2 separate regions of the Mus musculus genome follow, and region 2 is linked to region 1. Evidence: chromatin loops called from intact Hi-C (ENCODE). Cell type or tissue: heart. All regions are shown on one strand.

Region 1 (5,000 bases):
GGCAGGGATGCTGCTGAGGCTGGACCATCTTTGAGAAAGCAGGGTCTTTACAGGAGAGACTAACACCAGCAGGGGCCTGGTTATACAGGACCTGCACACAGTCCAGTAGTGCAGACATCCCGTTCCAGATGCACGTGAGGGAAGCCATGAGTGCCTTTAGCTGGGAAGCTGAGTGCCAGGTGTGATAGAGGCGCGTGGATGGCCCTGGCAAAGCAAAGGTCCTGAGGTGTGCAGGCTGCACGTTAAAAAAGTCCCCGGCCAACAAGGTGGCCTGGAAATGAACAGTCAGTACTGGCTCCCAGGAGGAACCCTGTCATATAGCTAAGTTAGACATAAAGACAAACACGATTCTCAATTACTCGAGGGCTTCTCTGTCCAAAACACTGTGGGCCTAGTAGGTTTATTGTTTGCAAGAGGAACTTTTTTTCAGTATCGACTATCAGCACTAACAGTGCGCCTAAGATTCATGTGACCTGTCCATTATGACACAGCCCAGATAGTGAAATCTATATCACCTTGAGGTGCGTTTAGGGCAGAAATGACAAGGAGTCAGCACCATACAGCTAGGGATACAGCTTCATAGATAGGGACCAGCCTGCAGCCCAGCATCTAATCCACGGGTTTTCAACCTTCCTAATGCTGTGACCCTTTAATACAGTTCCTCACGCTGTGGTGACCCCCAACCATAAAATTATGGTAGTACCACTCCATGACTGTAATTTTCCTATTGTTATGAATTGAAATGTAAATATGTGTTTTCTCATAGTCTTAGGTGGGCCCTCTGAAAGGATCTTTCAACACTAGAGGGGGTCACAGCCCACAAGTTGAGAGCCACTGATGTAGGCTCACCCAACGTTGGCTCTGCAGATGTGTACTTACACAAAGCCCCAGATTCAATCCCCAGACTGCCTTCCTATCCCCCCAGACCAGACCTGTAATGCTGATAGCAATGGAAACTGCAAAGGCTTCAAATTAAATCACATGAATGCAAAATGTGTGAACCACAAAAGCACAGCAAAACCGTGGAATTTTTCTCTCATTTAAGCAAGACAGAGAGAACTTATTAAGCAAAAAAGAAAGCTTTTGGTCACTGAAAGGTGATCCAAAATTGTCGACTATTTTATTGTTGTAATTCTTTGGATTTTGTGAAGGTTTTATCACGTAGCTCAGGCTGGCCTGTAACTCAACACACCTCTTGTTTCTCCCTCCTAAATACTTGGGACTACAGCCATGGAGCACTAACTATAGTATTTTTTTTAAAAAGATGTATTTATTTTTATATGAATTGGAGTTTAGCCTGCATGTAGGAGAGAACCAGATCCCCTGGAACTGGAGTTAGAGACAGCTGTGAGCTGCCGTGTGGGTGCTGGGAACTGAACCTGGGGCCTCTGGAAGAGCAGCCAGTGCTCTTAACTGCTGAGCCATCTCTCCAGCCCCAACTATAGTATTTTTAAAAACCTGTACACAAAGAAAAAATATTGAAGAGAACAAATACCAAAGTCAAATGTTCATTTCTGACTTGCTGGAATTGCCTAAGATTTTTTAACACAAAAGGGGCAGGGTCTATTTGTAAATAGTTTCCTGATACACAATATCAGGCCACCAATATACAATTCTAGCCTATCGCAGTGGTCACAGGGTCCTTCAGGAGGAAGTCAGGCTGAAGCTAAAGCACTAACTTTATGTCACTGGGACCAGCATGTAGAGTCTGGACCCTGCCTGACTCCTCTCCAACCCGGATGGCATGGCCTGCCCTCGGCTTAGGCTGGTCAGGCTTTCCAACAGGGCGTCCCTACTACCCTCAGGGCTTCCTGCCTGGGTCCCTCCTGCCAAGGCCGCTCGCTGGCCCCGGTAAAGCCTGGGGTGGAGGCGACTCCGCTCTCCGCCACGCCTCCCTCCCAGCGCTGGGCCTGGCTGTGGCTGTGCGGTCCGCACGCGGCTCCTCCAGCCTCAGCCTCGGGCATCGCCTGCAGGGGGCGCCCCGGCGCGCGCAGCCGAGCGGCCTTCCGTCCGGAGCCGCGCTCCTGAGACCATGTCGCTCTCCACCGGGGCTCGCGACAAACACGGGCAAAGGCACGCGTACTTCGCCCGCAAAACTGTCCGCAGGGAAAGAGGTGGGGCTCCGGCTGGGCGGAACCCACTTTCATTTTGCCGCACGGCTTAGATGATCGTTCCCCGGAAGCAAACCCCTCCACGTCCAGAAGCGCTGTCTCTGCCCAAGTGGAGGTCAACATCGGGAGAGTGCTTCCTTCCGCTGACTCCTCCCTGGGAGGGCAGAATGTGCCAGCAAAGTCTAGTTAGAACCTTCCTGCGGGAGGGATCCTTGGGTGGAGACTGGAAGTTGAAGTCAGGTTGTAAAGTCTACTGATGGTTTATGGTAGATGTTAATCACTTTCTTACTGTGATAAGAAGAGTATTAACCTAAGCAAAGTGAGCACACTTTTTCCATTACTGGAGAACCCACGATCAGTTTTCACTTTGCTCCCATCAGTCACTGGAAGCACCCCTGGAACCCAGAGCCTCCCTCAGTGACTTGCATCCGGGACTTACCTAACAAAGTTGATCTTTATATCTAGAGTGGGTTAGGAAGGTCGTGTGTGATCCTTGAGCCTCCCAGGCAGACGAAACGTGCCATAACTTGTTTTCTATTTTCCTTGGCTGGCGTTTGTCTTTTATCAGTATTTTGTTTGCATGGCATGGAAGGTGTCTGGTGATGCGTGCAGTAAAGACAACGGGAAAAGTGGGAACGCCAGGCTGCCAGTGTTGCTCTCCTAATTAGGACAGTGGAGAAAGTACACCAGAAAGGGCTGTCTGAATCAGTGACTGGAGGAGGTCGGCAAGGGAGAGCAGCACTTCGGGCAACAGTTTTAGAATTCTGAGAAAACTGGCTTGCAGGCTTACAAACCGTGAGTGGAACCCTGAATTTTATGCTAGTAGGTAAACACTCTACCACTGAACTACAACCTCATTTTGCTTTTAATTTTTACATTCATTATGACATGAGCCTGGCACGGTGGTACAGTCTAACCATCTGTACATCTATACAGTATGCATCTATATGGACTGACATCCAGAAAAAGTAATGAAGAAAACCTAGTTAAAAATGCATTATAAGCACTTAACAAAAAACAAAATAAAACATGTCATAGGAAAAAAAAAACAAGTCATATGAAAAGAGACTCAACCTTAGTCATGGATGAAGTAAAAATTCAAGAAAAGACATTCTACACAAATAGATTTATCTTAACAGAAGAAATGTAAAACTAGTGTCAAAGGACTCAGCTTCATATATTGAAGTTCTCTGTGTAAAATGATAAAAGCACTTCACAAAAGTTTACTGCTTTAGAGTTTTGAAGTGAGGGTTCCTGTGGAGGTCAGAGTGAAAGCCAGGTGTGAGTGGAAGCAACAGAAGGAGCTGCTCGTGTTTCGGTCCATGGAAAGGTCAGCTTGGTGCTAGCAGTTACAGGAGGCGTGAACTCTGCTTTATAGAATGTGGATGCTGGACACAGAGCTGTCATCTTTGACCAATTTCATGGAGTACAGGACATTGTGGTAGGGGAAGGGACTCACTTTCTCATCCCTTGGGTACAGAAGCCAATTTTCTTTGACAGCTGCTCTCGACCACGGAACGTACCATCACTAGTAGCAAAGATCTGCACAACGTCAACGTCACACTGCTCATCCTCTTCCGGTGGCCAGCCAGCTTCCTCGTATCTACACCAACATCAGCCAGGACTATGATGAGCAGGTGCTGCTGTCTTATCACCACGGAGATCCTCATGTCAGTGGTGGCTTGATTTGATGCTGGAGAATTGATTACCCAGCGAGAGCTATCTCCAGGCAAGTGAGCGATGACCTCACAGAGCAAGCAGCAACATTTGGGCTCATCCTGGATGACGTGTCCCTGACACATCTGATCTTTGAGAAGGAGTTCACAGAGGCAGTAGAAGCCAAACAGGTGGCTCAGCAGGACGCTGAGAGAGCCAGATTTGTAGCAGCAGAAGGCGGCCATCATCTCTGCTGAGGGTGACTCCAAGGCAGCTGAGCTGATCGACAACTCGCTGGCCACAGCAGGCTATGGCCTGATTGAGCTATGCAAGCTGGAAGCTGCTGAGGACATTGCATACCAGCTCTGCCGCTCTGGGGACATCACCTACCTGCCAGCAAGGCAGTCCGTGCTCCTCCAGCTTCCCCAGTGAGGCCAGCCGGGCCACGGCCTCCATCATGCTGAATGATGCCTTCCTTCTGCCCTACCCCAGAAATAACGGCGAAATTTAATGATTGGCTTAAAGTGAAGGAAATAAAGGTAAAATCACTTCTGATCTCTAAAAAAAAATTGAAGTGAACCCTGGGGATTGAAAAAGTGTTTGCCTTGCAAGTCAGATACCTGAGTTGGATCCCTAAAACCCACATAAATAAAATAAAATAAAATAAAATAAAATAAAATAAAATAAAATAAAATAAAATAAAATAAAATGGCAGAGTGGGGGGGCTGAAGAGATGGCTCAGTGGTTAAGAGGACTGATTGCTCTTCCAGAGGTCCTGAGTTCAATTCCCAGCAACCACATGGTGGCTCACAACCATCTGTATGTAATGAGATCCGGTGCCCTCTTCTGGTGTGTCTGAAGACAGCAACAATGTACTCACATATATTAAATAAATCTTTAAAAAAGAAAAAACAAAACAAAACAACAAAAAAAGGCAGAGTGGGGTCCTGGAGTCCTGTTGTGTGCGTGTAATCCCAGCTCAAGTAAGGCAGAATCAATGGAGCCCCAGGGTCACTGGCCAGCCAGCCTAGTTTACTGAGCAAATTTCCAAGGGCTGCAAGACCTGTCTCAACAAGAGATAGAGCATAGTTTGGAGCTGGGTGTGCACACCTTTAATCCCAGCACTCACGACAGAGGTAGGTGGATCTCTGTTAGGTTGAGGCCAGCCTGTTCTTCTTTCTTCTTCTTTCTTCCTCCTCCTCCTCCTCCTCTTCCTCCTCCTCCTCCTCCTCC
Region 2 (5,000 bases), 73 kb after region 1:
GTGTGGGGACGTGGCTCGTTTGGGAGAATGCTCCTGTTTCAAGCCCAAGGCCCTGGGTCAGTTCCTAGCACTCCTAAAATCTGTCCTGGTGCTTGCCCATAACCCAGCACTGGTAGCCAGTGGCAGGAGAATGAGTTCAGGATCCTCCTGGGCTACCTAGGTTATGTGGTCTAGCCTGGGTCACATGAGTCTCTCTTTTAGTATACTATGTAAAGTATGTGTTCTTTCAAAAAGGAGTTTTCCATGCCTTACCCATATTTCCTTTGTTCTTGTTGCAGGACTGCAGCCATGTCACCTCCCTGAGCAGCATGGTGACTGTCACAGATTTGTGACTAGCTGAATCCCACACACTTTCATCAGTGTGTGTGTGTGTGTGTGTGTGTGTGTGTGTGTGTGTGTGTGTGTAGATTCTGTGTATATTTGAGTTTTGTATATGTATATATGTAGGATGGTGTAGATATCTATGTATATGTTCAACCTATGTCACATATGTTACATCTGTGTCATGTATGTTCTCTGGTGTGTGTGAATGGCATATGTGCCCATTCACAGAGTCTAGAGGAAGACACTGATATGTCTCTATTAATGAACCTTATTTCAGAGTAGAACAGTATATTAGGAGTTCATAGCAACTGGAAGTTGATTTTGTTAGGTGGTATATTTGCTAACAGGTTAAGATGGGATTTTCTAGCTGGGAACCAGTATGGACCTAAGAGCCCTGTGCACCCACTGCTGGCCAGCCTTGCCTACCTCAGGATGCCTGAGGACAGGTTGTAAGGTTTGTGAGGACACTGTCAATTTTCTGTGAGAGACAAAGTTTAAAAAGTGAGGCACAGAACTTGAACCCAACTGATAAACATGCCAAGTGAAGTTTCTGACTCAGGTGAGCTTCGTTACTTTTTGCTTGACTGTAAGCCCAGATGCAATTTCAGGTAGAAACGGAAGTTCCTGGTGCAGACAGCATGGTGTCTGCTTTGTGAGATGCTTGTCAGCAGGCTATGTGGTACCCAACACCATGGAAACTGGATCCTGTTGATGGGGATGCTCTGCCGGGCTCCCAGGAGAATCTTCCAGGATGCTGTTTGGATCTTTGCACTTTGATGATCACTGGCTACTGAAGCTCCAGAGTATCACAGGTATGATAGGATTTCCCGATCAAAGTGGGCTACCTCACAAGCTATGTGAAACAAGAGGAGATGACTGTAGCTCTGTGGACTGCATCAGGGTTGTCTCATGTGAAAGAGCATGAGGCAGCCCTCCTCCCCTCCTTGTACTCCACGTCAGCCCTTCAGATTGTCCAGTCCTGCAACCATGTTGTCCTGATGGCCAATCATCCTGACTGAGCACTATGACCACCAATCACAGCACAGTACACTATGAGTCTGTCTGGCCTAGGGAGGGTCTGCTTGCCTGAACATGTTTCCTGGAAGTCTGGAATTGCTTTGAAGCTGTAATGACCTTACTGCAGAAGGTAGTGCTTGCTTCTGTCCAGCAATAAAATGGGTGTCCTGCAAAGGGATGACACGACAAATTCATTGTCAGCGGCAGATTACAATGCAAAGCTCACTAGGAACTGTGAGTGGGTGCACAGTCTCTTTGCTGCTTCTGCTAATGATGGCCTTGCTGAGAAGTGACACTACCCAGAACACAGTCATTCTCCATAAAGCTCACAGAAACTCATGTTCTACTTATCTAAGTGTATTTTGAAACAGATTTGCAGTTTCTTAACAATGCTATTTAATTCTACAATAAAAGTTGACTGGTGTGTCCTGCTCCTGGGTCTGCTCTCTGATCAGGCGTCATAGACACGTTAACTGAGGTGTGATTGACAGTGAAGATTAGCGAGGTGCTGGAGGGCAGCCTTGTCCTAGCTGCTCACTTATTTCTCCTCTATCTCATTTCCCCCCTTTCTGTCTTTCTTGTTTTTGGTTGTGACTGGATCTCAGTGTGAAGCAGCTAGGTAGCACAGGCTAGCCTGGAACTTACCAAGATTCTCTTGCTCCTGCCTCCTAAGAGCTGGGATTAAAGACTTTTAATTACTACTGTTACAAAGTTTAAACCTCATCCTTGACGTTGTCTATAACTATTCTTGATTATGTTTACTCCTCAATGCCCTCTCCCATGCTCCTCCAAGTCTTCGCAAAACCTCTATCCTAAACACTCTCCTTCTGTCAAGTCTTATTTAAATGTACATTTATCTACTCTGTCTCTCTGAGTATGTATATGCATGTGCGCATGCATGTGCGCCTGTATGCCAGAGGCTCTGTGGAGTTCAAGATAACTTGCAGGAATCCAGTTCTCTTCTCCCACCCTGTGGGATCCCTGAATTAAACTCTGCTTGTCTGGCTTGTGTGGCAAGGGTCTTGTCCCATAAAGCCACGTTGCCGGCCTCATTTTCTGTGTTTGAACATCCCAGTGAGTTTAATTGGGATTTCTTGTTTGTGCATGCTTGTGGGATTCTATTAGAGCCTAGGCAACTTCCCATTCTCTACACCCCTAAAGAAAAATGATTCCTGTCTCCCAAACAATCAATAGCTCCCTGCATGCTGGACTGCTGAAGGGCTCCACCTTGTGGAGCTTTCGTGGAAGTAACTGCAGTGGCTGGGTTTCATGAGTGCAATGGTCTTTACCTGTCTAGAAGAGAGGCTGCCACAGCACTCCTCCCCAGCCTCCATCTCTCACATTGTTTCTGTGCCATTTTATACCTCCTGAGCAGTAAGTTGTGTGCATGTGCGTATGCGTGTGCGTGTGTGTCTGATATAGATATCTCATTTGGGGCTTATCACTCAATACTCATTCTCAACCTTTTGAAGAGTAAGGAGTCTATACATTAACCACTCCCCATGCAAAAGAAGCCTCTTTGACCAACAGGGAAAGCAGCACTAATCTATGGATTTACATATTTACGAGGCAGTTTGTTTCCCTCTGGGCCTTTATGCCTTTTCAGAGTTCCAGATTGCATCCAGCGTCAGGGTTCAGTTGCCTAGACATCCACCCTTCTAAGGTCACATGCTGACTCTCCCAGGGCCACACCTAGGACGTCGAGTGAAGTTGAAGCCAACACTGAACTTTGCTTTATGAACTGAGCTGCTGTTCCAAGGTCGTCTAGACTTGTGCGACTAACATGACATCAATGAACTCCTTGGGTAGAGAATGATTCCTGATGGGACCCTCAAGGGCAGCCAGGGTTGGCAAGCGTTGCCCCAGTCATTCCTGCCTGAGAAAGGTGAGCTCTCACCCGTCTCCACAGTCAACACTCAACAAATGTATCTTACATGGGAGCCATCCTGGTGACCAACGCATCACTACAGTGTGCCATGTTCTTACCACTGGCCCTGTGGATAGCTCCAGTACATGAGTACCGGAAGTCCATCTGTAAGTGTCCTCTCTGCGCATGCTCCCATTCCAGCCCTGCCCTTGCCCAGAAACCCTCTTTTTTCCACTTCTCCCATTCTGTCCTTCCCTATCATGCTCTCCCCTGCTGCTGGCTGGTCTGGCCTAAGTGAGGACAGAGGCGATCTCTCTTCACATGAAAGCTGACCCAGGAGACACACCCCCCCCTCCCCTGCTGCCTCTCACCACGCTGTTGGCAGGTGCAGAGTGTTAGGAGAGGTTGCTCTGTTGGTACAGGACTGGGATGAGCATTCAAGGTCATCACTGTCCATTCTCCCAGATAAACAGATGAGAGGAAAAGAAACCCTTCTGGTTTGCGGTGCTCTCCAGAGCACCACTTACTTTGAAGACAGTGTGTGGGCTCTAAGGAAGGCTCCGTGCTCAACCGTGAATTGGGCTTACCCGTGAGGATCAGAGTTCAAATCTCGGAACCCACACGGTGGCTCACACTGCTCAGTGCTCCCTAGTTCCCGGGGATCTAACTCTCTCTGGGGACCTCAGCTGTCACCAGGAATGCACATACCTACAAACACACACATAAAATAGCCTTCTAAATAAAAAAACCCCAAGAAAAATAGAAACCCCTAAGTCCAGGGCTCTGGGAATGTTTCTGTGCACAGGTCTTGCTAGGTGTGCTCAGGCTTGAGGCAGCACTGGGGGACTGACAACAACTCCCGGAAGGAGAGCTGAAGCGTCTGGAGTTCTGGTGGAAGTTGGATGTGCCTGGCTACCCCAACACAGCAAGACAGTGCGACTCGTGGGAATCTTCTCCAAGTGCACATGGGATTTCCCCTCAGCCTTCAGCTGTTCCAGCCTCACACCAGACAAAGCACAATGGCACTAATTCTGTGGGCCCTGCAGACCCTGGGGTAGCAGGCGGAGGGCCTGAGGAAGGAAGTGGCACACAGGAAGCCACTTCTGTTCTTGCTATTGTTTATTGTCCTGGGGCACAGCCATAGGCCTTGCTTCTTAGTTTTGGGATGAACTTTGTCTATGTGCACACTTTTCATTGAGGCCCAAGGCAATTAGGTAACTCATCCCGAAGATGAAAACCCAAACACTTGCTGGGTATGCTGCCTCACATCCTGATAGCGGGGAAGAGAGGCATTAATGCTATCATTACTTTTAGCCTGCTTGAATTACATAGTGAGACCCTGTTTCAAACAAAGCCAATTCTAGGGAGGAGGGGAGACACCTTCTGAGGCGCTGGTGCTTCTCCATCAACAAGCGCAAAGAACCTCTCAGGCGCATTTGCCTGTTAGCTTAGTAAGTGGCACTCGTACTCCCTGAGGCCTGCAGTGTGTTGGCATCTCTCTCTCTCTCTCTCTCTCTCTCTCTCTCTCTCTCTCTCTCTTTCTCTTTTTTTTTTTTTTTTGAGACAGGGTTTCTCTGTGTAGACCAGGCTGACCTTGAACTCACTCTGTAGACCAGGCTGGCCTCAAACTCAGAAATCTGCCTGCCTCTGCCTCCCAAGTGCTGGGATTAAAGGCACGAGCCACCACAGCCTGGTTGTGTGTTGGCATTTCTGAGCAGACACTTAGTCATGGCTGTTTTGGGGGTGGGTAAGATTTCTATATAAGGCAGGCTGGTCTCAGATATTTGATGAT

The links. Peaks named below come from ENCODE experiments on the same cell type or tissue, not always from the same donor. Only the 100,000 strongest peaks of a DNase experiment are listed, where the experiment ranks them.
Region 2: a loop joins it to region 1, with 11 times the contacts of the local background. A loop is called at or near these places in 28 of 42 quality-filtered maps.

What each region holds. Positions count from the first base shown.
Region 1 is chr6:85,935,022-85,940,021 of GRCm38, forward strand. It overlaps the pseudogene Gm7542. Among named protein-coding and RNA genes, the nearest start is that of Tprkb, 22 kb to the left of the region's middle. In heart, a CTCF peak has its summit at 2,000 (motif pointing right); a DNase peak (open chromatin) is centred at 2,090; H3K4me3 peaks cover 1,336 bases; H3K27ac peaks cover 1,524 bases.
Region 2 is chr6:86,007,582-86,012,581 of GRCm38, forward strand. It overlaps Gm33319 (a long non-coding RNA gene), which reads right to left and starts at 328. Exons shown (of 5, transcript XR_003956459.1): 1 at 1-328. 4930553P18Rik (RIKEN cDNA 4930553P18 gene) reads left to right here. Exons shown (of 2, transcript NR_155305.1): 2 at 279-1,772. In heart, a CTCF peak has its summit at 2,577 (motif pointing left); no DNase peak of the experiment used is centred here.